Regions from separate parts of the Homo sapiens genome. Here region 2 is linked to region 1. The links are chromatin loops, found by intact Hi-C in ENCODE. Cell type or tissue: transverse colon. All regions are shown on one strand. Each heading gives the region's core, and the rest is flanking DNA. Links, peaks and the distances in the headings are about the cores only. Region 1 overlaps LOC124903465 (a long non-coding RNA gene). Region 2 overlaps CDIN1 (CDAN1 interacting nuclease 1).

Region 1 (15,425 bases), core at 4,321-12,320:
CTCCGGAGGTCAATAAAGCCCTCCAAAAATGATGAATGATTGAGCACCTGTGATGATGATAGTGATTACCAGAGCAATTAAACAGTTTGATTAAATGAGCCATCATAACAATGATGTCTGCGGGAAATCGGCCCTCACATATAAAGAAAGATAGTGCGAAGGGGCTGGCAGAGGCGCGGATAGCGCGACGCCAGGGAGAGGGGCTGCGGGCCGCGAGGTTTCTGCCCAATGGCCCGAGCAGGGACGGCCAGACTCACGGAGCTTCAGGGAGGAGAGTGTAGCCCAGGTTTTCAGCCACTCTTTTTTGCCGGGCTTCAAGCCTGCTAGAGCCGACGGGTAGGAAATCTGAAGGTTGGGGGGAGGGTACTTCCTCCACGTCCTCTTTTTTTTCCTAGAAGAACTCCAAGATTAAAAGTATCCTTATTTGTTGCTGAGTTGCTCGTCGACATTTAAGAGAAGGTGAGTAAAAAAGAAAAGAAGATGAAAGAGAAAAGAAAAAGTTGGTCTCCAGAATTTTATTTCAATCGACAGTTACGCGAATTCAGTTTAGCCGGGACCGGGAGGTTTGAGAGTGCGGCGGGGTGGGGAGGGGAAAAAAACAAAAACGCTGCGGAGCGTTTTCGACTTTGCAAAGCTGTTGATGTTGGTGGGTCCAAGTTCCCGGTGCAGCGCCGCTGGCTGAGAAATTTGTACTCAGTTTTTACTCTTCTAATTATTCTTAAATTCAATTTAAGAATTTAAGTTTATCGTCGCCAATAGGATTATTGTTGTTTTAAATGTCTTGTTCAATAAGTGCCAGTTACGTTTCTTTTTAAAAGAAATTCCTCAGTGTCCTTGATAAACCTTTTTTTGTAAAGATCAACTTCATGCGGAACCTCTGCCTTGCAGGGTTTAAACATTCAACATTGCTACCTTCTGTTTCTTTTTCTGTTTTTATAGTGATACTGTAAAGTGAGTTAGCATCTCTATAGCTTTCATTTAGAAAAACTTAAGTCGCATTTTTAGAAAAATATTCCTTCCCTTGCAGTGTGAGTAAAAACAACTCAGACAGATTGATGATTTCTATATTTTCTTTTCTTTCTTTATCTTCTTTTTCTTTTTTTCTTTTCTTTTCTTTTTTTTTCTTTTTTTTTGAGACGGAGTCTCGCTTTGTCGCCCAGGCTGGAGTGCAATGGCGCGATCTCGGCTCACTGCAACCTCCGCCTCCCGGGTTCAAGCGATTCTCCTGCCTCAGCCTCTTGAGTAGCTGGGATTACAGGGGCGCGCCACCACGCCCGGCTAATTTTTTGTGTCTTTAATAGAGACGGGGGTTTCACCATATTGGCCAGGCTGGTCTCGAACTCCTGACCTCCTGATCCACCCGCCGCGGCCTCTCAAAGTGCTCGAATTACAGGCGTGAGCCATCGCACCCGGCCGATTTCTATGTTTTCAAACAATTGTAAGCTAATAATGAGTTGATTATCTGGTGATAATCTTGGGTTTTACAAAAAAAGAAAAGTTTAAACTTTATTTTCATGTGTTTTTATCAGATGCAGAAGGCATTTTTAACCTTAACGCCTTTCTCTGTCTCTCTCTTTCATATTCTTAACTTCTTTTGCATTTTATTGAATACATTAAAGCAAACAACAGGAACAATATGGTTAGGTGTAGGAGGGAGAGAGAAATATGACATTTTAAGATATTGTCAAAAAGTCATATTTAACTTCAACGACTTTTAGTTAAAAAAGTGTGAGAGTGTTGAAAGTGCATTCCTACTGGAGGAAATCTATGTCTTTTTAAAATTTGCCAGTTGTCTCAGGGGAGAACCCAGAATTTCTTTGAACGAAAGAGATCTTACTGATCTAGTTGCATGTCACTTATGAAACTGTTAGTTTAAAATAGCAGTCCTAGTGTAGTGGATTACACATGAGGAGATCAAGTTGGAGTCGATTCAAGGTATTGGTTCTTGGTCAGTCTGCTGAATTCAAAACACTATTACCTTTAATCAGCAACTTGCGGGTGTTTTATTAATAGAGCTGAAAAAGGCTCATCTAACATATAAGAATTTCCTGGTTTCCCTCATCCCCAATTTTCCAGTCCAATAGAAGCGATTCCAAAGGAGTAGGGTACCCGCACTTACTGATTTCCATCCTGGTGGCATTTTGCTAATGCCCCATTGTCAGCGTTGGCACTCCCACCCAGGCTTCCAGGCTCATCTGCTCTCCCATATTTGGGGTGAAAGGAAAGTAGGTGGGGCAGGCCCGGGAGACAGGCACGAAATGGGGGTCGCAGGAGGTGGCACACACCTCCGTCAACAGTCAGCTCCTTCTGCCCAGGCTGGAAATGGTTTTAACAGGCGGTAAAATTTCATCTTGCGGTGTCAAATTGGGGTCATTTTGGGGTTAGAGTTCTCAGTGTCCGAGAGGAGCTGTCCAGCTGCGTGGGGACTCATTAACTGCAAAAGATCTGTTTCAGTAAAAACAATTCAAAGACAATCAGAAGGCTAAAGACCCTCTACAAATCGCATTTTACAAGTGCCCCAGAACAAATATGGATGGTGAAACCTATTTCTTCAGAATCCCAAATCAGCTACTTAGCTCTGGAGTGGGGGTGGGGGTACTGCATAAAAAAGAGGTGAAAAGGAGGGGACCAAGCGGGTGGGGACCAGTGGAAGGGGGAATCGGGCCTCTCAAATTTAAGAGTCTGTTTTTAATCACCTCTTTCTTATTGAAGCAGCCCCAAGAGTTCTGAAAACTGCTACTTTTCTATTTTTCATTTTCTTTTTTTGAGCCAACATGGAATGCTATTATAGGTAACATTTAAGATTTAAAAGGAATAATTGAATTCCACTATAGTCCCTTAATTTGAAGGGCATTGGCTTTATGGGGAGTGTTTAATTTGAACCAAGAATTTATGAACCCAGACTCTAGGTGAATTTGCCCACACTCCTTAAGGAGCTTGTGTAGCTGTTTCTTTTTCTTTTCCTTGAAAGTTATAGCTTCTTAGCACAGATAACTTCAAATTCCTCAGAACTGAGAAGTCCAAAGTGTTAATCTGTGTATTAAAATCGCCAGGTTTAAATCCTTTTTGTCTTCTTACAACAGTTAGAACAATTGACGCCTTGCTAGAGAAGCAAATAAGTCCAACCTTAATCTTATCTGTAACTTTATTTAATGTTTTGATTTGGAATATTTTGGATTAAGCATATCTTTAAAAACTCTGTAAGGTTAATTTTTATTCCGGGAGGGAAGTTCTCTTTACTGATTTTGAAAAAAGACATGAATTATTACTTTGATTTTCAAAAATTCCTTCAGGTAAAAGGAAAATTCAGGTTTAAAATGAGAAGCTAGATATGTGAAATGCCAGAGATTTTAGGATAAAACCAAGTCAATACTTAAAAGTAAAGTATCATTTGAAAGAAATTTTATTTCTTGCATTACTGAACTGAGCAAGTAACAGTGATCAAAAATATGTTATTCTCTCTCCATCTCTCTCTCTCTCTGGACTCCACTTCTGTCACTAGGTCTTCTCTTTCCATCCCCAGCACTTTTCTTTGGGTTCTGAATGACACAGTGATTTTTTTTTTTTGTAGTCTAGTTATTTTCTCCAAGCGTCTCAGAGTATTTCTAAATTGTTATTCAAGGAGTTTGATTTCAGCCCTGCAGAAACAGCCCTGAGCCCAGCATCGCTGGGACAAAGGCAGAAGGGGCTATCTTCTGTTCAAGACCTGCTGGCTGACAGTTGGAATTTTTGATATATATTTTATTTGGCGTTTCCAATAACGTGTTTGTCTTTCCCTCTCCACCCCTTGCAGCCATCTATTACTTTTAAAACATCCCTTCTCCATAAACATCGGCTCATCCTTGTGAACTATTCTTGACCTTCCCAGCAGTGTAACCAGCAGCTCTGAAAGTTGGCCTAGAAATAATTCCACTGGCTTCCTTACCTGTTAACTTTACTCACTCTTCCTAGCTGGGATCAACAGAAGGAAGGGGACTTTTTTGTTTGCTTTTGTTGTTGTTGGTGGTGGTGGTGGTGGTGGTGGTGGTTTTTGGTTCTTTGGTCCTTTTCCCACTTAAACTTTCTATAATGATTTATTCTCCGCCTCCTCCCATTAATAACGTTTAAGCACCCCACACTTTATTTTTTAAATAAAATGGAGTAAAATTATTATACTTTTTTCCTTTATGCCCCCTTTTCTTTTATTTCTCCCAATTTTAGGGGCTTCACCATCTCATAGAAAGGACTTCAATAAATAGCCCTCTAGCGCTATCTGGCGGGGCTCCAAACACGACGTGCGCTTGCTCTCACTGTTTCTTCCTCCTTCCCGCGCTCTCTTCTTTCCTCTCTTTCTTCCTCTCTCCTGCTTTTTCTCTCGTCTCTTCCGCTCGATTGTTTTCCTCTTTTTTTCTGTCCTCCTGCGGCCTCTTGTCTAGTTCCTACCCCTACTTCAGCGCAGGCGGCTTGGAAAGCCCCGGCCAGAGGCTAGTAACTCTCGCAAGTGGGAGATGCTCTGGCGACGGATCTCTCTTTTCTGATCCCTCCTCCCCCTTACCCAGCGCGGATCACACACATCCTTTGCCTTTGATTAGCATCTTAAAGTTGCTTAGCGTGCCGCTTAAGTCCCAGCGTCTCAGCTGGCGGTGGTTTGGAGAGGCTTAAAACTGCATTCATGAAGTTTGGAGGAAAGAAATCAGACACTGGAATTCAGGGCTAGGAGCCCAGCTCAGTTTTAGGTCAGAAGGCCGAGTCTCAGTGCGAGATTGAGGAAGGGTCGGGGCTTAACGGGGGAGGTGGGGGTGGCGGGGGGGGGAACAGCACGGCGCGGCGCCTAGCCTGCGAGATGGAGTCGGAGTGGGGGTGCGAGCGGTCCTCCACCGCCTCTGCCCGATCCGTACCTCACAATGGACTGCTCGAGTTTGTATCTAGGCCTGTCCAGGATTGTTTACTCCTTCAATTAATCAGCTTTATCTCTTTTCCCCCTCCCCCCACCTCCACCAAATCTGGAGAGGAGTGGGAAAGAACTGGAAAACTCACAGGGCAAAGAGAGAAAGCCAACAGTCATAGTGCGGGAGGAGGCACGCCTGGGATGCAATACCCAACAGTCTCCTCCCTGCTTTCCTGCAATTTGCAGGTCATTGTCTTTCTTATTTGTAGCTTTTTTTTTTTTTCTTCAGTAGCCGGTAAACAATCGAACGCCGGGTAGGGAGGTCAGAGGGGATGGGGCTGTGGGAGAGATTCTACTCAGGCTAGGTGCTTTAGATTTGGACCTGGCTGTGTCCCTACTTTATTAAAATTCTCATGTGGCGCGCGCTGTCTTCTCTCTTCTCTCTCTCTCTCTCTCACACACACACGCACATACACACACAGCCCGAGAGAAATTTCCAATCTTTGAGCAAATCTCTTCCATCTAGTCCTTGAAACAGAGGAAAGGACATGGGACCTGAAGGAGAGTTATGATTGAATTTTCTAAAATTTAGTTTTGACATTGCAAAGTAAAAGTGAGGACCGTATTCCCAATACAGACCCAGAGGGTGGTTATTTCAGGTGAGGGGACCTCAGCCTGTGACGTCTATGATCAACCAGACAAAGACCCCTTCCTAAATCTGAAGTCCCACCCCCACCCGTGGCAAACATGGAATACAAGGGAGGGGAAGGATGGCACAATAGTGGGTTCTGTTTTCCAAGAACTGCCCCCCACCTCCATTGCAGAAGGAAAAAAAAGCACGGTTCGGGTGTAATTAATTGGGGACTGTTATTAGGTCATCATTAGCCAAGGTACAAATAATAGCAGCACATTTTTACTTAAAATTGACCAGCCCCAGAGTGATAGATCGATTTGGAGTATAAAAAGATGTATCAAAACATCAATGTCGATTATTTGAAATATTGTAGTCGAATTTTTTTTATTGCTTCATCGGTTAAGTGTCTGAAAATGCAGTGTTCAAACATATATTTATGTTGTCAATACTGTCAGAACTGTCAGTTTTACTATACTGGATTTGTACTATATTTCAAATATGCTAATTTACATAAAATGCCCACCCTAGGATTCCCCCCCTACACCCACCCCATCTCTGGAAAATCCGTGTCAGTTTCTTCAAAGGATTCAGCAATCTTTGCCTAAGCTAAAGTGTGCACTACCTCTTTTACTCAATTTTCCACATCGGATTACATGTCTTTTTCACCATCTCTAACTTTCAAAGAGATCCTTCTTCCTTTCTCCCCAATTCTGCCTACTCTAACCTCTTCTTCAAAATAGTACTGAGGCACTTGGAAAGCTTCGAATTTAAATATCCACATCCCAGCTCCAAATATACCATTGGAGTAAAAAAACGGAAAAACTGGACTTGAGTGTACTTGGCCGCACTCGGGTAAACCAGGCTTCACCAGGTAGACGTTCTCATACCGTAAGGGTCCATCATCAAATTACCTGGCAGATTGAAATCTTCCAGGGAAAATGAATTTGGAAATGTAAACACCTTTTCTTTCTTTTTACTTAAAAGCCTCGATGGTAGAAAAAGAAATAATACTTATAAATGATCGGCACGTTTTAACTTTAAAAGCTTTTGAACTCAAGTGAAAGACACACGTTGGAAACAGAATTGATAGTTTTAATTCTACCCATTTTCACCTGGCACATCAGATCAGTGGCAATCATTTATTTTATGGGGTGTGGAGGGGAAAGGGATAGAAAGCGGATAGAAAGCTAGAATCCACTGAAGTCCCTGTCCTAAAAATCTCAGAGAAATTAAAGACTTATTGAAACACAAACATTCCATCGCTCCATACTCTCCGTCCAGATGAATTGAAACTTATAAATCCACGCTCTCCCCAATTTTATGTTTTTTATTTATTTTTTTTCAGGGTTTGATAGGAAAGATACCCAAGTCTGATAGGGAAGACAGGGCCACTTCTGGACTAGCTGTGAGGATGTGTTTTCATTTCCATAACACTGAAGCACTTTCTGTAAACCTTTTGATGTACTTAAATAAGTCTATTTGGACATTTAAAGAAGCTACACATACAAACATAGCTTGGCTTTTTGCCGTCAATCCCAGCATTAAAAAAACATTCATAATCTAACTGAGAAGCTCTTTCATACCCATCCTTCTTTCAAATAAGTAAATAAATAAAGAAATAGAAGTGCAAACCAAAGAAAGTTTCCAGCGTGCATCTGTACGTCTTCGTGTGCGAGTTTATAAACAACTTCCAGTCGGTACTTGGGTGTTACCTCCCTCCTGCCACACACCCCAAGGCAGAGGCATCGAGGGATCGCCCCCAGAGAGCTGTGTTTACTTAGCTTGTTTTAAAAAAAATCTCGCCGCCATGTATGACAAGTGTTACTGCAAGAAATTCATCAGCCTTCTACAGATACTTCCAGTTTTGCTGTAATGATCTGCAGAAGAGAACTGCCATCACTTTCTCACATCCCAAGGTGTTGCAGGAACTCAGAGAGAGGGGAGAGTGGCTGAAACGCTTAATTACCGGAGGCGAAGGAGGGGCGCGCGGGGGACCGAAGGAGAGGGGAGTGAAGAAGGAAGGTCCTTTACCAGGCTTGTACCTGGAGAAAGCTTTGAATCGCTTCTCTGCTATATTTGGAAAAGGTATGCTTGCTTTTTAAAAAAATGCCTTTAGGGCAAAGTGATACCCTTGTGTAATAATTAACTCAGACAATAAAAATAATTGGAAAATCAGTTGGAATTTCTGAGTTTTTAATTACGTTTAATTTCGTACTAAGCCGTAAAATTACGAATGCCCCTCAATTAAACACTCTCCTCTTGTAAAGCGTTTAACAACAATTATTCCTTAATCAGTCTGAATGTGAGTCACAAATGGTGCTTTTCCACATCAAAGAGACGTCCTTCCACGTTACCTTTTAGTCATAAGTAAGAGGATTAATTCCTATAATTAGAGGGATAAATATGTGCATAAATATATCTCTCACCCTCTCCTTAAAAAACAAAACAAAACACTTTCACTCTGTGTGATACGTGGCCGGCTATGGTAGGGTAAGTGTTTGTAATCGTCTGCCTCTGCCCGGCATCCCTTTGCTGACGGGTGACTGGAACGGAGGAGACGCCGCGCGAAGCGCAGGGCCCCAGAGGGACACATGCACAGAGGCGCACACACGGGTCAGGCAGGAGGCGCAGAGTTCGGGGGCCCGGGACTCCACCAATTCCAGTGCGATCCTCCCCAGACAATAACCCACCTCCCACCTTGGCCCTGCCCAGCGCAGCAAGACAGTTGTCTCCCTGTCGGTCTGCTTGTCCAGAAGAGCGGGGTCCCTGCCCTAAGCCCCAGCTCCAGCTTGACTCTTCAGGCTACAAATAAAAATTGAGCGTGACCTTTTAAAACTCCAGTGTGAATATCTCATTTACCTAATGACTTTATGTCACCTAGGAAGAAGGTCAATTTCCTCTTAACCTTTTCCCCGCTGCTGCAGTAAGCATTCTTCCCTAATCAATGGTGGCTGGAATAATCAATTCCCATTTTATGATCGCTGACAAACTCAATCTCAGGGCGGGGTGTGAGAGCTGGGGGTGAGCTGGCTCGGGCCGGGACAGAGGTCTCTCTGCGTACGCCCCGCTCCGCCCGGCGCCAAGGGAAGCCGCTGTCTCTTCCGTCGAGTTCTGAGACCTTGGCAAACTTCCCTCCCCCAACCGCCGGCGTGACTTCTGAGTTGTCACTAATCCGAACCTGATATTCACCAGAGCTCCTTCGGTCACCGACAACGCTCCCCGCTGCTGCCGCGGCCTCCCGCCCGCCCTCCTCGGCGTGTTTTCATTTCTAAGTCTACGGGCAGGGATTGCCCCGACCCAGTGTGTGTGTGCGTGTGTGTGTGTGCGTGGTTTCATTTACATTTTAAAAATCATTTTTGCGTTCTTCAGCGTGGATCTCAGCACTTTCCCTGTGTCTCAGGCCGACTAACTTTGCATAAACAAAGCAACAACCGAAGCTCATAGTGGGTGAAATCTTGCGGGGAAATGAAGGCAACCTGGTGGAGTTCGATCTCTCTCTCTCTCTCTCTCTCTCTCTCTCTCTCTCTCTCCCTCTCTCTCTCTCCCTCCTCTCTCTCTCCCTTCCCCACATTTCTTCCTCTTCTTTTACCTTCTTCCTCCACTCCCCCCTCCACCCCAAATTCAGCTATCCTAAACCATAGGTTTATCAGATACCACTTCCTCCTCTTTTTAAATTCTTCAGACCTGCCCCAGTCTGGGGAAATTACTGGGCAAATTACTAGATCAGAGCTATTTTGAAAGCTAATTTGGGGTAAACTCACCGTTCCTTATCTTTGCAGGGTTTAAATATGAGCCGCTCTCTGGTTCTAATCCCTCATAAAGTAGAAATTGACTTTTACACATGCAGGGCCTATTTGAAGGGGGGAGGTCTCTTAACACTGGTTCACCACGGGTCACTGGAAACTTCTCCCCCTTATTCCACCCTAATCCCGTTTTCACTCACTACCAAGACACTGAAGCCGCTGATGATTAAAGCAATCTCAAAAGTCTTGCTTAGCTAGGGTTCAATGGCAGGGAAATCATTTTCCTCAAAAAAAGACGTTCTGTAGCCAGGTTTTTGAAGATTTCCTATGAAGAGTCAATCTCTCAATACTGTATTACCCAGTTAGTTAAAAGGGAACCCCAAACTGAACTTTCTCTCCCAGAGCGCACTCTCAGGCCTGCCTTGCCTATGGGGATAATCTTTAAAAAGGTAATCAAACCATTCCTTTTCTTCATTCACAGATCCTCTTTACTTGTAGGCAGACATTCTGCTAAAATCGGAAAGTTTTCCAAATAATCAAAAACAAACATATAACTCTTCCACTTTTTATCCTTCACTCTGGTGTAAAAAGCAAACAAACAAAAAGGGCCTTTGAGTTCGAGGGGAGGGATATCTGGGCCACTGTTCACCCATGAAAGCTTCCTACATCCTGTTAGTAATGAAGATGGCAAATCATGGCACTTGCCTGAAACTTTCAGGTTCCATTCTTGCATTGAGCCTCAAGGTGCTAGAGTGTGAGGGGCAGTGAGAACATGCCAGGTTCAGGACCTGACCTGGGACAGAAGCACTGAGTTCTCAGTATTGTCATTTTCCTCTTGCTTCATACCAGGAAGTAGTTTTGCAACTCACACTGAGTTAGATTCGAGATTTAAACGGTTGTCGAAGGTTGGTCCAGCCCTGAGTCACAATTTATAACACCCTGGCTTTTAGAAGATTTGCCTCATATTCCCAACAACTGAGTTACAGACCATCTTAGACTACAACCTGTTTGTAGGCCAAAAAGTGCTTGTACATACAGGAAGAGTTTCCCATTACTAAGAGTACTGAATGGGTTTTTTAAATCTCTATTTGACAGAGGAGCAGACAGATTGGGGATAGGGCCCTTGACCTCAGATAATTACTTCAGTCGTCCCTCTTCAGCAAATTTAATTCTCACGCAAAGAGTAATTAACAACCTCTGACTATTCTATGAGAATTTCCTTTCCTTTTCTTATCTTAAGGACCCTCATAGGAATATTGAAGAATATGTTTAATGGTAGTTTTTAGTTTCACTGCATTTAAACATTTTGCCTTCTGCTCACTTCTTCCATAGTCTACTGGAACACATTTAACAGAGTCTTGGGCTGTGTTCTGACTCCAGCACATGAAATTGGAAAATCCAGTCATCAATTTACTGCCCTTCCTACTCTCCACCTTGACCCCAAGCAAAGCTATTCACTAGACAACTCTTCGTCAATGGAAAATTCCTTAAGTTTGCTTAATGAGGAGAGAATGTCAGAAGAAAGAAAAAATTTTAATAGTAAAAAATGCCATTCTCTCCTTTTGACTGCCTGACAACTTTGTCTCTACAAGTGTCTCATTCAGGGTTACAAATCAAAATTACATGTCAGGATACAAGCCACAGTATTGGAACAGGAAGAATGAGCACACAGACCACTAGCTTTTCAAAGGCGACTGAGGTCTCTGCAAGGCTCATGTCCTAAATGGAGAGACATCTTATTCAAACATCTCTAAGGGAGAGGGTTGAATCAGATCACTTCTGAGGCTGTTTTTAACCCTAGAAAGACAAAAAGGGACTCCAAGGGCTAAAAAGCCATCAAGAGCTCAGGCTCTGGAGTCTGACGGGAAGGGGCTGAATACTAGGTCTGGCCTGTGCTGATTGTGAACTCTTAGTAGTCACCTGACTCCTCTAAACTCTACTAACCTCATGCATAAACTCAGCATAACAATGGTTGATATTACTGGACACATTTGTCAGCCCCTGCAGGTCCACCCTTTACTTTCCCCCTCCTGGTTTGTGCCCCTGAAGGCTGGTACGGATGGTTTTAGAATGGCCCTTGTTTCCTCTTGGGCTTGCCTAGAGTGGGCAGAGCGAGGTCTGGGTGCTGATTCCCAGGGTCCCTGAGGGCTGGCTGCATTCCAGCCACAGCTCAAGCAGTCTTCTTCCCAGAGTTCCATTTCTGGATTTAGGTAACAATGTCCTTCTCCAGTACTAGCCTTGGGGCAGTGTACTGTCCCTCGTGGTTTCCTAACACCCTGCTCACACCTTTTTAATAAAGTTCCTTTATTAAGCTCTCCTCAAATTACCCAATTTGATGTGTACCATCTGTTTCCTGCTGGACCTTGACTGATACACCTTATAAACGTGTTTAGAGGATTAAAATTAAATGAGATAATGCATGTAAAGCACATAGTGCAGTTCTTTGCATATAGTAAAAGCTTAATAAATAGAGCTTTTATTTATTTTTACAATTATCATTTTGTGCAACCCTTTCATTTTATATAGGAGGAAATGGAAACTCAGAACTGTTAGGAGAAGCATTCAAAGTCTAATTAACTGAAGGTAGTAACAATCCTGGGACCAAATCCCTGAACTGCCTGCTTGAAGTTCATTGTTCTTCCCTCTGCATCTTGTTGAGCAAAACAGATGAGAAAGGAGGGAACTCTTATTTTCATAGATGTTGGAAAAAGGGTTAGACGAGCTAGAGGCAGAGGTGTAGGAGGTAATAAGCATTTTCCATGTATCATTGGGCTTGTCCCTGCTAAATTACTGCTGAAATAAAGGAATGCCATTGCAATTTAGAATCCAGTGATTTCAATAACAATAAAATGGGTATGTAACAGGGGGCGCAATGTATGCTTGACAGGTTAAAAACAAATTTATGAACATATAATTTGAAGTTTTATCAGGAGGCATAATAATGTTTTAAGACTATATAGGGTACACTGAAATTAATTTTTAAATAAAGGCTGATTTTTGGATTAGCAGTGTAGAAGTATGAGCTTTATAATTCTTTAAAATATAATACTCTGCTGTGAACTCATATAGAACCAGAACACTGAATCCTGAGCCAGAGATGTTCTGTAATGTAATAGCATTAATAACTGGATAGAAAATATTCAATCACTAATTCCTACATCCATTCAGTCGTTCAAATAGATATTCATTAAGCTTGCAATATTCTCTAGGTGCTTTTATGAGTGTTGACATATAAAGATTAATTAAATATATTCTCAGCTTCAATGGGTTTTTAGAGGAAAACAGAGGCAGGCGTATAAAAAGATTTTGGTATGAACAAAAGTAGAAATATACCTAGGCTACTATGGGAGACTTAAAGAGATTGAGTGGGGTACGGGGAATTGAGAGTAGAAGAGGCTTTCTTAGGTCAGAACTAAGTCTTTGCAAGAGTCATGTGTTTCATTTCAATTACATTTTAGCCTTCTATATTCTTCCAAATTATCAATGATACTAATGAATTAAGATTTAGCTTTTATTAGTATATACATTAGTAATAAAACCAAAAAAGCACATACAATATTGCATTACTTTTTACTGTAGGAGGTTGGCTGAGGTATATGTGGAAACAGAAACATTTAAATAAATTTTCCCTTGGTGACTAGAGTGTATGATAAGAAAAGTAGAATAAACTTCAAAGGTGATATTATACAGAGACTCACTTGAAAAATGCCATCTTCAGAGATTTCATTCATGTACTTTACCAATTGTGTCTTATTTGTATAATGAATTGGACCAGGCTTATTTGAGATATAGATATACAGTTTGAAAACTAAGTCGGAACGTATTTGTGAAGAAGAAACATGAAGTAGGGCCATTTGTTTTAGGACCTAGGATGCATTCATATACAATTGAACATACTAATAAATAGAACACAATTTAAGCAGGTTATTTGTTTTTACACAGTCTTTACAAAATTGGTTATTTCTCTCTCAACGTTAATTGATGCCTAAGTATAATTTACCATGGTAATGCTGCTAAATATTTGTGAATCTTTGTTGAAGTTCAAACTACAAAATTACATTATCTTGGCTAATTCTCATTCAGGTTGCTCTTGTCCACTTACCCTGATCATCCCCACTTGGTCCACTGTTTTCTTGTCCACCTCATATCCCCAAATCCATTCCCACTCACATTGTGTGTGTGTGTGCACGTGTGTGTGTGTATGCACACGTATATGTCCGTTTTAGCCACCCACATCTATGGCTACAATGTGGAACTGAAAATTACTTTCAACAGCTCAAATGTAGAGATTCAGTTTTTTTAAACCCACTATATTACCCTCTGTTAAATACAAAGGATTCTTTCTTCCTTGTGGCCCTTATTGTGTTTTCTGGTTTCTTGATTATTTTCTGCCAATTCATTAGTCATATCCTGATTTTCTTGATCTTCAACCCACTTTAATAAATGTATTAAACTGTAAACTAATACAATTAATACATGTATCTTTTAATTTGCTTTCCTGTTTTCAAAGTAGTACATATTTACTAAAGACAATGTAGCAGGCCGGGCACAGTGGCTCACGCCTGTAATCCCAGCACTTTAGGAGGCCAAGGCAGGCAGATCACAATGTCAGGAGATCGAGACCATCCTGGCTAACACGGTGAAACCCTGTCTCTACTAAAAATACAAAAATTAGCTGGGTGTGGTGGCGGGCGCCTGTAGTCCCAGCTTCTCAGGAGGCTAAGGTAAGGCAGGAGAATGGCGTGAACCCGGGAGGCAGAGGTTGCAGTGAGCTGAGATCGCGCCACTGCACTACAGACTGGGCAACAGAGTGAGACTCCATCTCAAAAAAAAAAGACAATGTAGCAATGCAGAAAAGATAAAAGGAAAGAAATGACCAATGAGCAAAGTATCCAAATGCAATTGCTGCCAAAATTTTAGTGTATTTTGTGTATTTTTTTAATGCATAATTTCTTACATGTAGTTGTAATTGCACTTTGCATACAATTTGCTCAAGTATTCAAATTCCTTATGACTCTATTTAAATAGATGTCATCAATGAAGTAAAATGGTTTACTTTTTCATTCCACTGTTACTGGGTACTAAGTTTATTTATACATAGTTTTCATTTTTATATGTAATTCTGTAATGAGCATCTTTGGGTATGAAAGTTTTTCAGAATTCAGGATGATTTCTTAGAATGGATCCCTGAAAATAGACCAGAGGATATGAACATATTTAAGTGTGCATCCCAAGGCCTCTCTCACTTTTGAACTTTCTGTCATGACAAAAATTCCTTCCTTTTCATTTTTTGGCTTTCTTCCCCTAGGGTAACCATAATTCTGAATTTTTGGTTAATAGTTTTGCTATGTGTGCATTCCTGAACCATATATATTTAATATAAATTATATGTGATACAATGTTATTGTATATATTATTAATATATTAACCTCTCTCTATATATACACAGTCATGACAATCTCCATATTAATCCCCAGTCATTTTTGGTTCCTCTTGAATAGTCCATTTTTGAGGGAAGAAGTCCTCAGAGTGTGCAGTTCACATCTATGCTCTAAATTCAGTTGTCCTCCTGAAACAATCCATTTTCTGTGGAGACTCATTTCTTTGACAATAACTCATTCTCTTTTCCCCTGCTCTCCCACTGTCCCTCTCTCTATCCATACTTTTCCTTTCCTTTCCTCCTTTCTTCCTTTCTCTATGACACACTCAGTAGCCCCTAACTACTCTCATTCCTCTTGTTCTCAGATGACTTCACTTCTTGCTCTACTGAAACCAAGGATTTCTGATTTGAGTTTTTTCTAATATTCTCTTATTTCCATCTGTTATTTCCCATCCTTTTAGTCGTAACATTACTCTGATTAAAAAATGATCACTTATTATTTTCTTACTTTTATTTTTAGTAAAACATGTGTTATATTCAAAAGCATACATATAACTACTTAAATGTTACAATGTTTAATAATAAAAGAAACATTTATAAACTAGCCACCAAATTTAAGCAGGGAAACATTGCCTGTACTCATGTGTTCCTTCCTTTTCATTTTTTGGCTTTCCTCCTAGGGTAACTACCATCCTGAATTTTTTGTTAATAGTTTTTCTATGTGTGCATTCCTGAACTATATGTACTTAATATAAATTATGTGCAATAAAATGATATTGTATATATTATTAATATATTAAC
Region 2 (15,425 bases), core at 2,405-10,404, 300 kb before region 1:
TGGGAAAACAAATCTCTACCTCATACGTTCACTTAGACCCGTTGCTTCCCTCAGTTTTCCTCATAACTTATTCCAGCTGTTTATTTCCATTTATATGAACAAGCTGTGGCAGTGTTCTGGATTTACTCCTCTTCCCTCATGTTTAGATTCTGCCCCATAACTTCTGAACCCCTTCACAGCGTGAGACATTTCTCTTCTCTGAACTTTATGTAGTGATTCTGTAATTCTCATTCCCTAGCTTACTTCCACCTGTTTGTCAAAGGTTTAAAATATGCTCCCTCAAAAGTAATTATTTTCATTTCTTTTGCCAGAATTATGGGTTGCTTTTCCATCTACTTCCTAAATGTGGTGATACTTAAATTGAAATAAGTAGCCAGATAAACTTTTTAGCGTGAAACTATTGACATCAAACTTAGAGTTATTCCCTGTGTAGATAGGTGGATCCCAACTCATATACTGGGGTTTTGATCAGTTGCCTTGCTTCTGGACCCCTGCTTGCCTATCACCTATCCAGGTGTAGTAAATATTTTTCAGAGTCAAATGACTGTTATAGAATGCTATATAAACACAAGGTATAATGAGACAGTAAAGCATAGTAGTTACAAGGGTAAGCCATAGAGCCAGGCGGCTTGGGTTCGAAACCTGGCCCTTTTTGGGCCCCAGTTTCTTCATCTGTAAAATGAGGATAGTCATAGTGCCCTCCTCATAGGGTGGCAGTGAGTACCAAATTAGTCTGTACATGTAAAAGTTCTTGAAACACTGCCTGCTCAGTAAATATTAGTTACCTCTTTGTTGTTGATTATTGAGATCTTATATTATTTTATATGTACTTAGCATCTTTATAGACATAATGATTGGTCAAGGGCTCCCTGAAATCTGTGGAGATCTAGAAGCTCAGCTGGCTTCAGGAAACCAACGAGGGGTTATTGGGGTTAATTTAGCAAGATGATATCTAATAGTATGATTCGAAACCTCTAAATTCCTTCATCTGCCTTTCTTTTCAACAGTCTCTGAAGAGGATGCCTTGAGGAAAAGTATAACAATAGGAAGTTAATAATCTTCTCCATTCTCCATAAGTAAAGATGCCTCATCCTAGTAATTCCTGAATTATAGGATAGTGTTAGAGGCGTGGCAAGGAAAGGGGAGTATTTAGTTTTATACTTTAAAAAAAAAGAGTAAGCAAGTTCTTCCTGAATTTGGGGAGCCAAATTTTCTGTCTGAACCACTGAGTTTCTCAGAGAGTTACAGGAAACCTTGAACAGAAAGATACTTATATCATATTCTGTCCAACATTCGCAATCTGGAATCCTCAGGGCTTATCTGAGGATAGCTAGATTTTTCTCCAAAACTAAGAATTTACTCACTGAAGTACCATTTTTAAAACATTCTTGGTGATAATCTTTTAAAAATACATTAACAGCTTTCACTGCCTTTTTTAAAACTGAACAAAATGTAAGCAGCATTTGTGTTTCCTGCACTGTCCTCAACACCTGTTGAGATCGACAAAGCCTGCTAGCCCCAACACCAAACAGCCAGGGACTCTCACAGTTGGGGCATTTTTATGTCTCTCTTCACTGCTTGCCAGCAGGAATTCACCTTGACTGACAAAGTGTTCTCCCTGTAACCAACTCCTTCAAATATGCAGCTTCAGGAACCCAATAACCAAGTTTACCAAAACAATAGAACTGGAGAAAATATGGAGAATTCTTTATTTTATGTAACCTTAGCATCCTAGATATGCAGCAAGGAGGAGTATTGCTGTATAGTGCAAGTTAGGAGCTAAGAAGCTCAGTTGGTATACCTGGCACTGATCCTCGGCATCAGAAAGTGACAGAGAACAGTGGGGACTGTGGCAGTCCCGCGAACCTAGGTTATATCTGAAGGGGGCAGCTGTTACTTATCTTCAGTTGCTTGTTGCCAGATTGATTAGTTTCTCAAAAAAAGCTAAATATGCAGGATTTTGTGTAAACATTCCCAATTTGTATGCATTGGTTCAATTTTTTAAAATTAATGAAAGCCCAGCCTTGATTTAACAGATCTACTGATGTCACTATTTTGCAAGGCCGCTCACTCCATGTTTTTGAAAGTTTCAGTTATACAAAAAATTTTATTTGTGTGGAATCAAAATCTAATTCTTGGCTACTTTCAAGCATTGTCCTAAGTCTGCACTTGAGAGCTACAGCACGAATCAAATCCTTCCTCCATAAGAGCACTCTCAAAATCAGAACATGATGAGTGTGTTAGTGAACCTTGACTGTTCATTTCTAAATCAGACATACTCTTATTCTAACCATTCCTCAAATATCCTAGGATTCTCCTTTGGTTGACTTTCAAACTGGAGACATGCCCTTAAAATATGACACCAGAACTCTCCAAAATGCCCTAGGTGTGGCTTAACCATTGCAAAGGACATTGACTCTCTTTTTCTGGTTAAAGTCTAACATTCTATCACCCTGTTTAGTAAACCGATCACTACCTCATAGTGAGTGCATCACAAACTGCCTTGGTTCTAAAACTGGTTCCTCCACTTTTTAGCTGTGAGACCTTAGGCAATCTACTTAATTGTTCTATGCCTTGGTTTTTTTACTTGTAGAACAGGGATAATAATTGTACCAACCTCATGGAGTTGGCATACAAATTAAGTGGTTCGATATATATAAAGTGCTTCTATATATATTAAAGTGCTTAGAACAGTGTTGGGCACATAGTAAGTGGGGTGAAAGTGTTAATAATGAACATTGTTGTAACTATATTATTTTCACTATAACCTGTAAGTATGCCACTAGTGTGCTCACTCTGGTCATTAATAAAATTGCCATGCCGAGGCAATGGCTGACCCCTGCCTGCACCCCTGTCTCTAGACTCGCACTGATTCAATAACCAATGCAAAGCTGTCTGATCATCTTAGTGCTAACCCTGTATTGCCCATCTTGTCCTTGAGGGTATCTTTCATGTACCAGGCACTGTGTTAGGCATGGAGGTCATGAATACAAATAAAACCTGGTCTTTACCCTCAACAGGGTCCCAATATAACAGACAAATGGTGAAACAGAGGGATACTCACTAGGAAACAGGTATGCACAGAAGGGCCAGCTTTAGTTCCATCGTCTCTGATTGAATTTCTCTAAATACCCTAAAATGAAATGAAACCAGAGAATCACTTTTTTTTTTTTTTTTTTTTCAGAGTCTTGCTCTGTCACCCAGGCTGGAGTGCAGTAGTGCAGTCTCAGCTCACTGCAACCTCCGTCTCCTGGGTTCAAGAGATTCTCCCACCACAGCCTCTAGAGTAGCTAGGACTACAGGCGAGCACCACCACGCCTGGCTAATTTTTTTATATCTTTAGTGGAGACGGGGTTTCACCATGTTGGCCAGGCTGGTCTCAAACTCCTGACCTCAAGTGATTGGCCTGCCTCAGCCTCCCAAAGTGCTGGGATTACAGGTGTGAGTCACTGTCCCCAGCCGAGAAACACATTTTGAACATATTTATAAGGGGTCATTACTTATGAAAAACCTCATCTTTCTTGCCTTCATGGTCTGTGATGGCTCTTGGCTTTCACCTCCCATTTTTTCAAGGCGTATTTGTTGTTTTTGCTAATTTGGTGATATTTTATTTGCAAGCAAAATTACTTATTCAAACGTCATTCACATTCTAGTCGCTGCTTCCCAGGAGTCTTTAAAATCCATTGGGGGTCTTGGATCTTATTACTTGACCATGAGTATAGCAACCATAAAATTATAGTCAACTTTAAAAAGTGTTTCCAGAATCAATTCAGATGTCCGTGGACACCCATTCCTGAGGGTCTCCCAGCTGGCAGGGAGGGCTGCAATCTCAGTAGCAGACCAACCTCTGCTGTGCATATCTCCTCAGACCCAAGGACTCTCTTTTCTTTTCAATGTTGTTAACAAAGTCTCTTTGATTTTTATTGGTCACAAAGGTTGTATTTGCCTTCCCAGTGATCTCATTTTTGTCTAGTGGTGCCACAGTAAATAAGAATAGGCATCAAAAAGAGGAAATGGTTCAACCCAAAAGTCTGCATTTGACCTAAATAAAAATTTTCTAGGGTCCTATTTTACACCTCTTCTACCATTTTTGATTGCTTGATATTTCAAATTAGCAACCAAAACTTCCCCTCCTGTTACTTCAGATAACCCAGAAATTGATTATATAAAGTTGCTTAATGTGGTCAGCCTCTTCATAAACAGGTAGGTTGCTGAAAGATTATCTCGTCAGCATCTGATAATCTCTGGATCCTGAGCTGTTGAAGAAGGCTCAGAAATGCACTAAAGTAGGTGCTGGGAATAAGGCCAGATCTTGTTCTGCCATTAAATTTCCAAACTTGTCACCCTCTAAAGTCCTTACTGCTTTTGTCACCCAAAGACCACATAATTTGAAAGCGTATCAATCTCTATTTACAAAGGGACATTGTGTTTCCTCATTCTTAATTAATTAGAGACATATTGTCAATCAGAGGTTTTGAGCTACATTGACAGAGGTAATGTTACCTAACCTAAACATAGTTCCATAAGAAACACAAAACTTAGGTAGACAGTAGAGTCTTATTAATGAATCCTACTCAAAATGTTCATAGATCTGTGTTGGTATCTTTAGGGAATCCTGGTTGTGAACCACTGCATGAAATGTTCAGGTTCACAATCTTGCAAAACCTTTTTGAGTTGCAGGAATATCTGTTGCCTCACAAGTGAAACAAGTCCATTTTCTTGAGCACTGAGGTGTTCCCCAGCCTGGCTTTTCTGCCTAGAAAATGCCATTTTCGTAAAGAGCTGTCATGCTTCGTGTCCTTTGGCTTATGATTTAGCTGTTCAAAGAAAGTGCAGGCTGCTCTCACTTGCTCAGTGCTGGTGATATGTGTTTTTGTTTATTAAATCTTTAAAATACTGGGCTTGTTTTTTATGACCTCCATATATTCTTTTGTTCTTCTCTGTGACTTGTTAGATCACAGTTTTTTTCTTCCTTTGTGAAAATATTAGCACCTTTCTGAAGAACATCATGGTCTCCAGAATGGCTGTATAATAAAATGGAAGAATGTGTTGAGCTTAATGTTAGATCTGTCAAGGCCGTGACTCAGGGGTGCTTCACTGATGGGAAGGTTTGTGGCTTCTCAGACATGGTCCACAGAATCACAAATCTTTCTGTTCTTGCCAGACTTGTTTTGACAAATCTGAGATCATTTGACACTAATCATAGAGCTCTTTGTAAAATAAAGGTACCAATGGTTTATGTTCCAATTACAGACAAGTGTTTGTGATTAAAAGTTACTAAGAAACCCTCGGTTAAATGGAAGCAAGTTCTTCTGCAGGTGTGAGCTTCGTCTTGTATGCATTTGAGCCTGGGGACCCACACACCTGTGCACAGGTAGCCTAATTCTACTGACCCCAAAGGAATCTCTTCTTTGGGGATGCTGAGGAAGAAGAGAACATCTGCAGCTGATAAATCTCAGTGGGCCTGGTGCTCCAAGGCTTCTAATTATACCCAGTTCCTACATCTTCTAGAACAAGATCAAGTGATGAGCTGCCATCTCATGGTTCTGTACCTGCACAGAGGGGAATCCCAAAGTTTTAAATAATCTTGAATACAACTTGGCTACCCCACTAATGTGGATCCCCAAATAAACCAGGCCGTGACATCCAATTGAACTTGTCCCTGTGCATACAGTATCTCGCAGCCCATCCTGTATTGTTAGTTTTGGCAAGTACACTACAGCATATAATAAATCATGGAAGGCAAAAGCTTTTTGGCCTAGCATGGTTCAGCCTGCTGTAATGTTAGAATACAGAAAGCAGTTCTGTTTTTAGACATGCTTTTACTAACCCAACATTCATAATTTATTATTTCACTGTAAAATTCCTGCAACACTACACCAAAAGTAGTGCTGCCCTTTAATTAAGTGCCCTCGGTAGGAAAAACGTGAAACTGATGTGCAAAACATCTCTCTGTGTGCAGTGATTGATAGTGATTACATCTTTATGAACCCAGCCTAAAGGTCTCAACTTCCTGATGGGTGAAGTAGTCCATAGGGCCACTTCCTGAGTCTGCCTGGCGGGGATCAGTCACTGCTAACAAAATTGCAGATAATTCAGAGGGCACAACTTAGAAATGCTGAGGTTTTATTAAGCCCGTAGCGATCTATACTTTGTCACAAGCCTATATGACCTTATTCCTCATTTCCGTAAGCACCAATGACCAAACTTTATGCTGTGTCCACACTTAAAGAAGTTGTAATGCAGAGAGTAAAGGGACCCAGTGTGTCATATGGATGACAGGAGGTACTTCCAGCCCAATGGGTGCATAAGTAGAACAGTATAGCCAGAAGAGGACCATAAGTTGTTGCATTTTTTTAAATTCTGTTTTCAAACATTCTTTTATTTTTCTTAGTTGCTATTAGGCAAGTTTAATTTTTTAAATAGTACCATTAAATGTTAGACTTAAATCCCAAGGCTGGCATTCCCCAGCTCATTCCTGTTTGCACTGTGAATCTGTCCTCCATCAGCTAGGTAGTCACATCAGCCCAAGCTCATAACACCTTACTGAAAGGTAAGATTCAGAGTTTCCATATCTGAAATACTTCAGGTTTCTGGAAAGAAAGGGAACACATCCATCCGAGAAGGTAGTATGTGTGTTATGTGAACTCTTTGGTATAAGTTTGGCTATTTTCAGTCACAATGGTAGCAACCAAAACAAAAATTTTGTGCAGTCCTGTCATTTAATCATCTTATCAGTGCCCCAAGGTGACTTTTTTCAAGAGCTCTGTTGATACCATGTGTGTGTGTTATTTTCTGGTGTTTTTACAGATTTGGGCCAGGCTTAGTCATCTATTGGTATGGATTTATCCAGGAGCTGGACTGCAACCGGGAAAGGGGCATCCTGCTCAAAGCCTGTTTCCCCACGAACATTGTCACCTTATGCCACAGCATAGCTTGACCCTGAAGATCCTGGAAGAGAAGCTGGGAGGAAAAGGTGAATCCGGAAGCAATTTTACTTTCCTGCACTGTAAGATCCTGGCAACATCTGCCCTGAACTTCAGCTGAACTCTTGCTGCCCGTAGTCACACCACTACCTCTTTAGACAAACATATCAAGAGTTTCTGTTTTCCTTCATCCCTTGCTGATGTGAACAGCCAAGAACTACAGACACAACCCACTCATTATCAGCATTTCTGTCTCTGTCAAACAATTAGTTTATAGATAGTCATAATCTTTCTTTCTTCCGGATGGTTTATCCTTGTATGCTGAACAAAAGAAAAAATGTGAAGACTGAAAGGTGTGATTTTTCAATTCTCCTCCCAGTTACCGAATCACCCTCTTATTTTTTTTTCCCTAAGCCTCCGTTCACTGTCTCTCCCTCTCCCTTTCTCTTCATGTGCACTCACAGAGACCCAGCATTGCATTACCATCGTGGAATAATCTAGCGCAAACCTAGGAAAGCTGAAGCCACAAAGTCCAAAGCCACCTTTGTACTCACCTGCAGAGCTCCAGAAGACCTTGATGGCAGCCTGCCTATGCTGTGTGTTTGCTATATTCAATCTTTACGGCTTCCTGACTTCTGTGACAGTAAGCCAAGTGCAAAAATACACTTGATGAGAATTTCCTCTTTTAATAATGTTATTTGAACACCACATATTTTAGATTTATCTTATTTGAAAGTATTAGTTCCATTGTGCCTGGAAACCACACTCCTTTAGATTGGGGGCCGAGAGGCGACAACCCAACATTGAGGAGAGTTTATTTTTAAACATGGCTAGTTGTCAGTATGTACGTGAGCTAGTATTTTTATGAGTCGAGTTTTTTAAAGGCACATTCTGTATACTGCTTAGTATATGCATTTTATACCATGTAATTATAAAACACTCGAGTAAGTTCAGCATTAGAAATGTTTAGCTTTGTATGAACTGAGTGTGCCAGAAATAAACCTGGAGCAATTTTTAAATAAGCAAAATAAAGGAGATTTTTCTATTTGTTCACTTTAATTTATTCACTTTTGTGTACTTTTATGTACTGCAAATCAGATTTCAGTCTAAAGCGAAACATCAGTAAGTTAATAATAAACCTATCTTTTGGGAAGTTGAATATTAATCTGTACCCAAAACGTATTTAGTAAAATATTTGCCCCCGCCACCCTGCCATGCTGACATAACAACTTTTATAATGTTGAATAGATGATATGGGAAATACTAATAACAACAATGTAATTTTTGCAGACAGCTTTAACTTATATACATTGCTTGATTTTTTTCAAAAGACTAAATATGTCATTTATACTTTGTTTATTTTCTACCAAAGAAGGTTTGTAAAAATATGCCTGCTGCTTTTCCTTTTGAAGGACACAAACCTGGTCCCAACATGTGTGGATTTTAACTCTGAGTGGGGTGCATTAAATCAAAAGAGAGAGGCAGAAGATGAAATGCTAAAGAAGGGTCAGGCAAACTTCTGTTTCAGTATAAAATTCATCATGCAGGCTTCTGAGTGAAATAGAATGATTTGAAACCACTACTGTATTGCCTGGATACACACACACACACACACACACACTTTATACAAAAATGTTAAAAGCAGGTTTCCTGGCATGTTCTAAACTGTTTTTTCTTTAGGAATAAATTACATTTATCTGCACAGATGTTGAAAATCCTGTTAAACCCTTGTCAAGGATTTGTTTATTTTACATTAAACAAATTTATTATGATGAACGTGAACAAATAAATTAAAAAATAAAAAAGGTACTTGCGTTTTGTATTTATTCTTTTACCTGCTGCCCTGACATAATGTGTTGTGAGAAGGTATTGGTGTTCCTAGCAAAGGCACTACCTCCTCTTTATGAATGAGGCTTTAAAATCTGGCCCTTAAAAGTGAGAAAGAACCCAACAGTAAACTGTACACACTACAATAAGGTTACAAATTAGTCAAAAGTAAGTTTTTCACACATAAAAACTAATGTGATAATTATACTACTTTTGAATTGGAGCTGTATGGGAGAGAAGAGAGTAATGTTCCCAACTGGAAGCTTAAAGTCTCCTTGGTTTGTTTCTTTTTCTGTTAAAAATACTTGTCTGTGTTCCATCTCTATGCATTGTCTGCTTGCTGGTTTTTTTAGTTTAGACAATATAAACATCAGCCCCAGAAAGTAGACACGGAATGACAACTTATTTTTATTGCTGTCATCATTAGAACATTAACATTAAAGCCAAATCTTGTTTTATGGTGCATTCTGCACACTATGCTAATGAATTATGCAAAGCCAGAAAGCAGGAGCGTGTGTAAAACGTAAAACTGAATGACGTTCTCCCTGGCATATGCAGACTTGCCAAGCATCTGCCCTCACAAACACATAGGCGACCATTTGAAGTCTGGAAACAGATCAACTCAAAGCAAAGCTGATCCGGTACTGATCTGTAAGGCGACTGCATAGACTCCTTCCCACCTCACATCTGTACCCCCTCAAAAAAGAAACAAACCATAAACAGTTGCATATCCTCTTTTTTTCTTTTGCCTTCTAGTGAAGCATACGTCAGCTCTTTACAACACTCCTAAAATCTAAAATAAAAGGGAAGTCTCAGGGGTCTAAAGTAGAACGCTGGACCTCCAGGGGAAATAATTTTCTTGTAACTGTAGGTGTGTGTACCTGTTCATTATCTGCAAGGCTTGATTCCCCCTGGAAAAGATGATAAATTGTTGGTCTTGAGGGGGTGCATTAACTCACTCAGGCCGCCAGGGGACTGCTTAGAGCCCTGATGAGGTAATCTACCTAAATGGTCCCTGGTGGGCCACACTAATTAATGCTGAAGTGAACAGTTAATTCACTTGCTTCTCACTGGGGAGCTACACCCATTGCTTTCTTTTCTCTTTGGAACCAAGATGCCTTAGATGTCTCCTCTTTTTAACTGTTCCCATCTAGAGACCTGGTATCTCAATTGCAATAAATCCTTACTGCTTCCATATGCTTTCTCACTTCACTTTTCACTTTTTCCATGTCATCTTCCCCTGCGTTGGCCTTTGCCAGTTTCCCTCCACATGGACATGTACCCTGCATTTTCTCATTACTCTTGGGCTCTTTTTCTCTCTAAAAGATCAGGATCCCAGGACCAAAATATGTCCTGATGCATACACCTGGTTGGGGAGTGGGGAGCAATTGGCCTAACCTCTTTGGGGAGAAACACAACTTAAGCACCCTCCACATGCCCAAATACTCAAGTGCATATGTGGCACCAGAAGGATCGTAAAACTTTTAACTAAGATAATAAGATTTTACAGGGTTAAATATGGCTTGAAGTTCATGCCTTCAGTAAATGATTTGGCAAAAGGAGCAAAAAGAGAAAAAAAAAGTAAGGTTATATAGCTACTTTCAGCCTGAGTGGTGGTGTTCAGCTGATTAAAATAGCAAAATGTCTGTATGATTTAGCGAATCACTCCTAGCTCATTCATCTTGGGGGTAGCTTGCCATTTTCATGTGATCTGATGGGAGCAAGTTGTCTCAAAGTATAACTATTTTGTGACAAGATGAGAGGAGAAAATCTCAATAGGCACATTCTTGATTAGGGTTAAGGAACAAAGCAAGCTTAACTTGAGAGGAAACTAAAAGGCAAACAATAGAAGTTTGCCTGCAATGTCACCATTTATGGGAAGCGTCTATCTGAACCTGTCTGTGTAAAGTCACTCGTGGGTTATGGAAGGGTCATGTGTTTGGATCATTTAATCTTGTTACTCTAAACTAACCTTCCTACATTTAGTAAACATGATCTGAACCTGTTTTATTAAGAACATGCTTGGATTCCAAAGATTAAATAAGGAAGATGGAATTATGAATTAAATAATAACCTGAACAACTTGGGTTCGCCTTCTGTTTTTCACTTTCCTGCTATTGTTTTGAATATGGCTGTGAGACAAAGAGCTGCTTAGGTCAAGCGCTATAAATTACAGTTTTCATACAATAGTAATCCACTAAAATGATTTCAAAGCCTGATCAAAGTACTTCAAAAAGACTTTTAAAACATTTCCACAGTACAGGGGAAGGGAAATGCTCATTTGGTGCCTTAATTTGTTTCACTTAGTATAGCAAAGTTCGATCTGGGTGTCATACTCACTTTATATAAAATCCAACTCATTGTTTAAATAAATCCAACTTGTTCTTGTTGTTTAATGTATAGGTAAAGGAGATTTAAGTTTTCATCTCCTTAACAAGAACAGCTGAATATTTGGAGTCACTTGTAAGGAAAAGATAATATAGGAACATTTTAAAATAAGCATACCTTGATAGTATTTAATTGTGATACTCGAGGTATTCGTTAAAACTGTCTAACTCCCTGCAATTAGGATAAAGTGGTGAGGATCTCAGTGGATTTATTTGGCATCTTAATAATAATCATGGCAACAGATATATTTATTTTTTCATCCCTTTTCCCTCATCACTTGGATTTATCCTAAGCTGTCTCATTTTATAGGCAAGGATAATGGGAAGTACACTAGTGATAGCAAAGCTAAGCAAATTCTAGGCTCAACCATATATAAAGATACTGTGGGCTGCAGCAACAATGTCAGGCTCAACTAAAGACTCATGGTATTATGTCAGGGTAATTTTTACTTTTTAAAAGGAAGGTCATATTGAAATGCTGACATGAAATATAACCAAGTCAATTAAGTAATAACAATTGAAGTTCAGAGTTTAATTGAGGGCTGAACATGAATCCAATGACCATTAACCTAAAGTGGTCATTAATTCCCCTGGAAACTGCCTTGGTTAAAGGTATTTCTACAATAACTAGCACTTTTTTTTTCAAAAAAAAAAAAAAAAAACCCTTGTCATTTTAACATTAAACACTAATTCAGAAATAACATTCAGGAATAACAATTCAGTGGATCTATAGTAAACCTTCTGTATTTTACATTTTTAATTGAATTTCTTCTATAGGACAAATCAAAATTTAGATAAAAAGATAAAACCACCTCTGCAGGAAACCATAGTTTTGTTAAGTAAACAAAGTTATAAGCACCCTTTATTTGATTGCTTTTGTTTTATCTCAGTTGTGATTTCTGTACTTGTTTAATGCAAGATTTCCGACTAGACTGTAAGCTCCATGAAAGTAGAAACTACACTAACTTTGTTCACTTTAGTCCCTAATGCCTAACAGAATTCTGGTGCAGACAGAGCAGGTATTCAATAAATGTTAAATGAGTAAATGAATGACACGGTTTTATTAAATATGTTATCACTCGCATTAGCAAATAATTAGAACCTTTATCTTTCTCATTTTCTTCATCTGAAAAATGAGTGTATTTACCAAAAATCAGAGAAAATCATCATGTGTTGATGTTAAAGAATTAATTAATTTAGAAACTCCCCAAAATGTGAAATAAATCAAATTCATCAACAAGAGTGTTTTAGGATGCACACTTAGTTTTAAGGGGGGAATTTACATAACTTTTTGTTGCATTTGCCTTAAAGTTAATCTTAATACATTATTGTTTATGCACTGTTGCTAAATGAGAATATTAAAAATCTTTATTTCTCTTTTAAAAGAAATGGCTTATCTTTATATTTCCATTAAAAAAAAAAAACTTTCTCCTCAAATCACGGCAGGGTCCCAAATCAACTGTGTTTCACAAGCAGATTTTGGAATATTCAATGGAGTTATTAGATTAACTGCAAATGATACTTTTAATTGCTCCCTTTTATAATGCTGAGTTGATGGCAAAGTGCTTCCTGGCCATAGAAGTGTTGGCTGGCTCAAGAGAGAAGGGTTATTTGGTCATTTGCCAATAGGATCTGACCTTTGGAGAGATACTGCCCATGAACCGCTCAGTGGGTGTTTCCTTGTTACTCATTAATTCAGAGTATATTATTATTTGAAAGCCAAACGCATTTGGCATATTTCCTCATAATTTGGAAACTTGTAGCACAAAAGGAACTGGAACTTCCACATTTCTTCTTTTTCTGCCAGTTTCCCAGGACTTAATTTGTTGGGGCTCTTTACTTTGTTATTCCTTCCATGAGCTTCTGGACAGAACAGACCCCCAGTACAGATATCACTAAGACCAGGTCTTTGGTTGCAGGTGATAATTCTGTCTTATATTTCCAGCATTAAAACTATTTAAGACACAGATATTTATTGAGTCCCTAATGTGTATTAGAAGTATGTGAGGTGCTGTGGGGAATTTTTTTAATGCAACAAAAGATCCTCTTCTTGAAGAAAAATAAATCATTACCTCTTCAAAATGAAAACAACACAAAATATTTGGAAATTTTAGAAAAGCAAATCACATGAAGGAAAGAGGGAAATCTATGAGGTTTTTAATAAGATATTTTAACCCTAGACTATGGACAGCAAGTAGCTTTCTATTTGCTTATGGTGGCTGCATTCACTGCTATTAAGCAATTCCAAGGCCAAGTTCAGCTTAGCAGCTAAGGCTTTGATCTAGTTCTTAGAGTAGGCAGTGATCACAGGGATGCCACATATTTTCCATTCCTGCTCTGGGCCATTCATGTTCAGTGCAAGTATAAATAAATTCTAAGCATTTGAAACAGAATTCATACCTGTTCATCGGCCTAAGTAATAAAACAAGCAATAACTTGTTCTGATAGTTCTATAACATCAAGCAAAGTGTCTGTCCATGGCTAAGGTCTGTCTAGTAATACAGATAAGCTAAATATGTCATTGAAATCATAGAAATATGATTTTAAGCCTCAAGATAAACACTAGATGGGCGCAGATAATTATTATTTTCAGTAAATGTCTACAAGTTCAATTATATTATTAATGAAAAACGTTAGGCCTGTATATTTTGGCCCTGCACAAAGACCTTGAAATTCGCAGATTATATTAGTAAATTTTACACATTTCTAGCTTTGGAGATTTTTTTTCTTTTTTTTTTTTTTCTTTTTTTTGCGGGGTTGGGGTGGTTTTTTTTTTTCTCCCACTCAAACCAGGCTAGGAATTCAAGGTGAGTTAAACACTCTGCCTCCTTTATCTTTCATGGCCTTTATATCATCTGGGTATCAATTTTCTGCTTAGTACAGTGCATTTTTATAAGGTAGTGATTGTATATAATAGTGGTTTGAAAATATGTTCCCAAAAAGAAGTGTAAAATATTTTCAAGGACAGAGAAGATTGTATGCTTTACATGGTAAGACAATTTTGTTAATATATTTACCATTAAGCTATAAATACTTTTGCCAGAACCTTTTAATTGTATCAGTTCATTAATTCTGGCAGCTAAAATAATGACAATCATTGCACATGGAAAATTAGGTAAAAATCTAAAAGTATTATATTTTGTACTAATTTGAATAGAAGAATCCATCTTGGTTTCAGAGTTACAATTTTTAAAAAATAAAATTTTCAATAAATGAAAAAATAGCAGTGCAACCTAACAGAGGATAATAGAAAAGCAGAACAATGAAAGATGGCAAAGTGGCCATGAGCACATTGCATAATGATGTAAAACTCAGTCTTTTGGTAAATTACTTTCGTCTTTCTTACTTCCCCATTATCCTTGAAAATATTTCCCAATGACAAATGAGTTAAAAATGGCAAAATGGGTGCATAGAATGAGCCAAGAAACTCATGTGAAAATCGAATTACATTTTCAGTTTATTTCTTGACAATTCCCTGAAAGATACTAATTGCATCTTTGAGCCATTAGCGAAGGTGAGTTTGACTCACAGACTCAATTTTATCAAAAAATTGGGAGATTTTATTTAATAGGGAGTCAGCAAGGCATTTTTTTTTGTTTAAAAAAAACTCATCTTCCTACAGAAACAGTTTTTAGTTTTTAATGAACTTAAAAACAGAAAAGCTACCATTTCAAAATAAAAACAAGATCCCCAATCATATAGATGTTTACAGTGATAATATTTATCTAAGCAACATACATACATGTTCAGTTGTAAGATGTTAACTAAATTTCTGTGACAAGCTTTTAAGAAAAACACTAAGAACATTATAAAGTTAATGCAGAGTCCTAAGTATAATCTAGTAGTCACTAAGTTTTTCTTAAGTCTTCACTTTAGATGCTATTATTTCTAGCACAAGTAAGCAGGCAGTCTTTCATGTGCTCCAACATTGGAATCTTTGGTTGCTACCCTACCAGCTGGTTTGCAAACAACAAGCCAACAACTTTAAGAACGTTTTACGTGAACAACTTGCAAACCCAAGAGATGGAAAAACCCTAAGAATGCACAATTGTGAGCATTTATAACCATCAAAACTGGCTGAAGACGGTTCACGACATTCTTCCGAGATGAGATCTCAAAGCAGTATAGTTCAAAACAAAAGGTTTTAACAGAAAATTGGCATATGCATAATTTCTCCACCAATTTGTGTGTGTCAACCATTTAGTAAACTTTTTCACTTGAAAAAAAATGCACTAGAAACCCGGCCACCATGTTTCACTGTCTCAGTTAATATTCACAATTACAG

What was found. A loop is a pair of places that touch in the nucleus more often than their neighbours do. Peaks named below come from ENCODE experiments on the same cell type or tissue, not always from the same donor. Only the 100,000 strongest peaks of a DNase experiment are listed, where the experiment ranks them.
Region 2: it touches region 1 in a loop (7-fold over the local background); 3 of 110 quality-filtered maps call a loop at or near these places.

The regions. Positions count from the first base shown.
Region 1 is chr15:37,102,309-37,117,733 of GRCh38, forward strand. It overlaps LOC124903465 (a long non-coding RNA gene), which reads left to right. Exons shown (of 2, transcript XR_007064581.1): 2 at 1-7,676. Among named protein-coding and RNA genes, the nearest start is that of MEIS2, 9.5 kb to the left of the region's middle. RefSeq lists an enhancer at 4,287-4,828 and a silencer at 8,060-8,109. In transverse colon, for the core only: no CTCF peak of the experiment used is centred there; a DNase peak (open chromatin) is centred at 8,645; H3K4me3 peaks cover 3,552 bases; H3K27ac peaks cover 7,870 bases; H3K27me3 peaks cover 8,000 bases.
Region 2 is chr15:36,801,514-36,816,938 of GRCh38, forward strand. CDIN1 (CDAN1 interacting nuclease 1) reads left to right here. Exons shown (of 11, transcript NM_001321759.2): 11 at 6,811-8,731. The coding sequence ends at 6,940. It also overlaps the pseudogene CSNK1A1P1. Among named protein-coding and RNA genes, the nearest start is that of MIR8063, 160 kb to the right of the region's middle. In transverse colon, for the core only: no CTCF peak of the experiment used is centred there; no DNase peak of the experiment used is centred there; H3K27ac peaks cover 5,524 bases.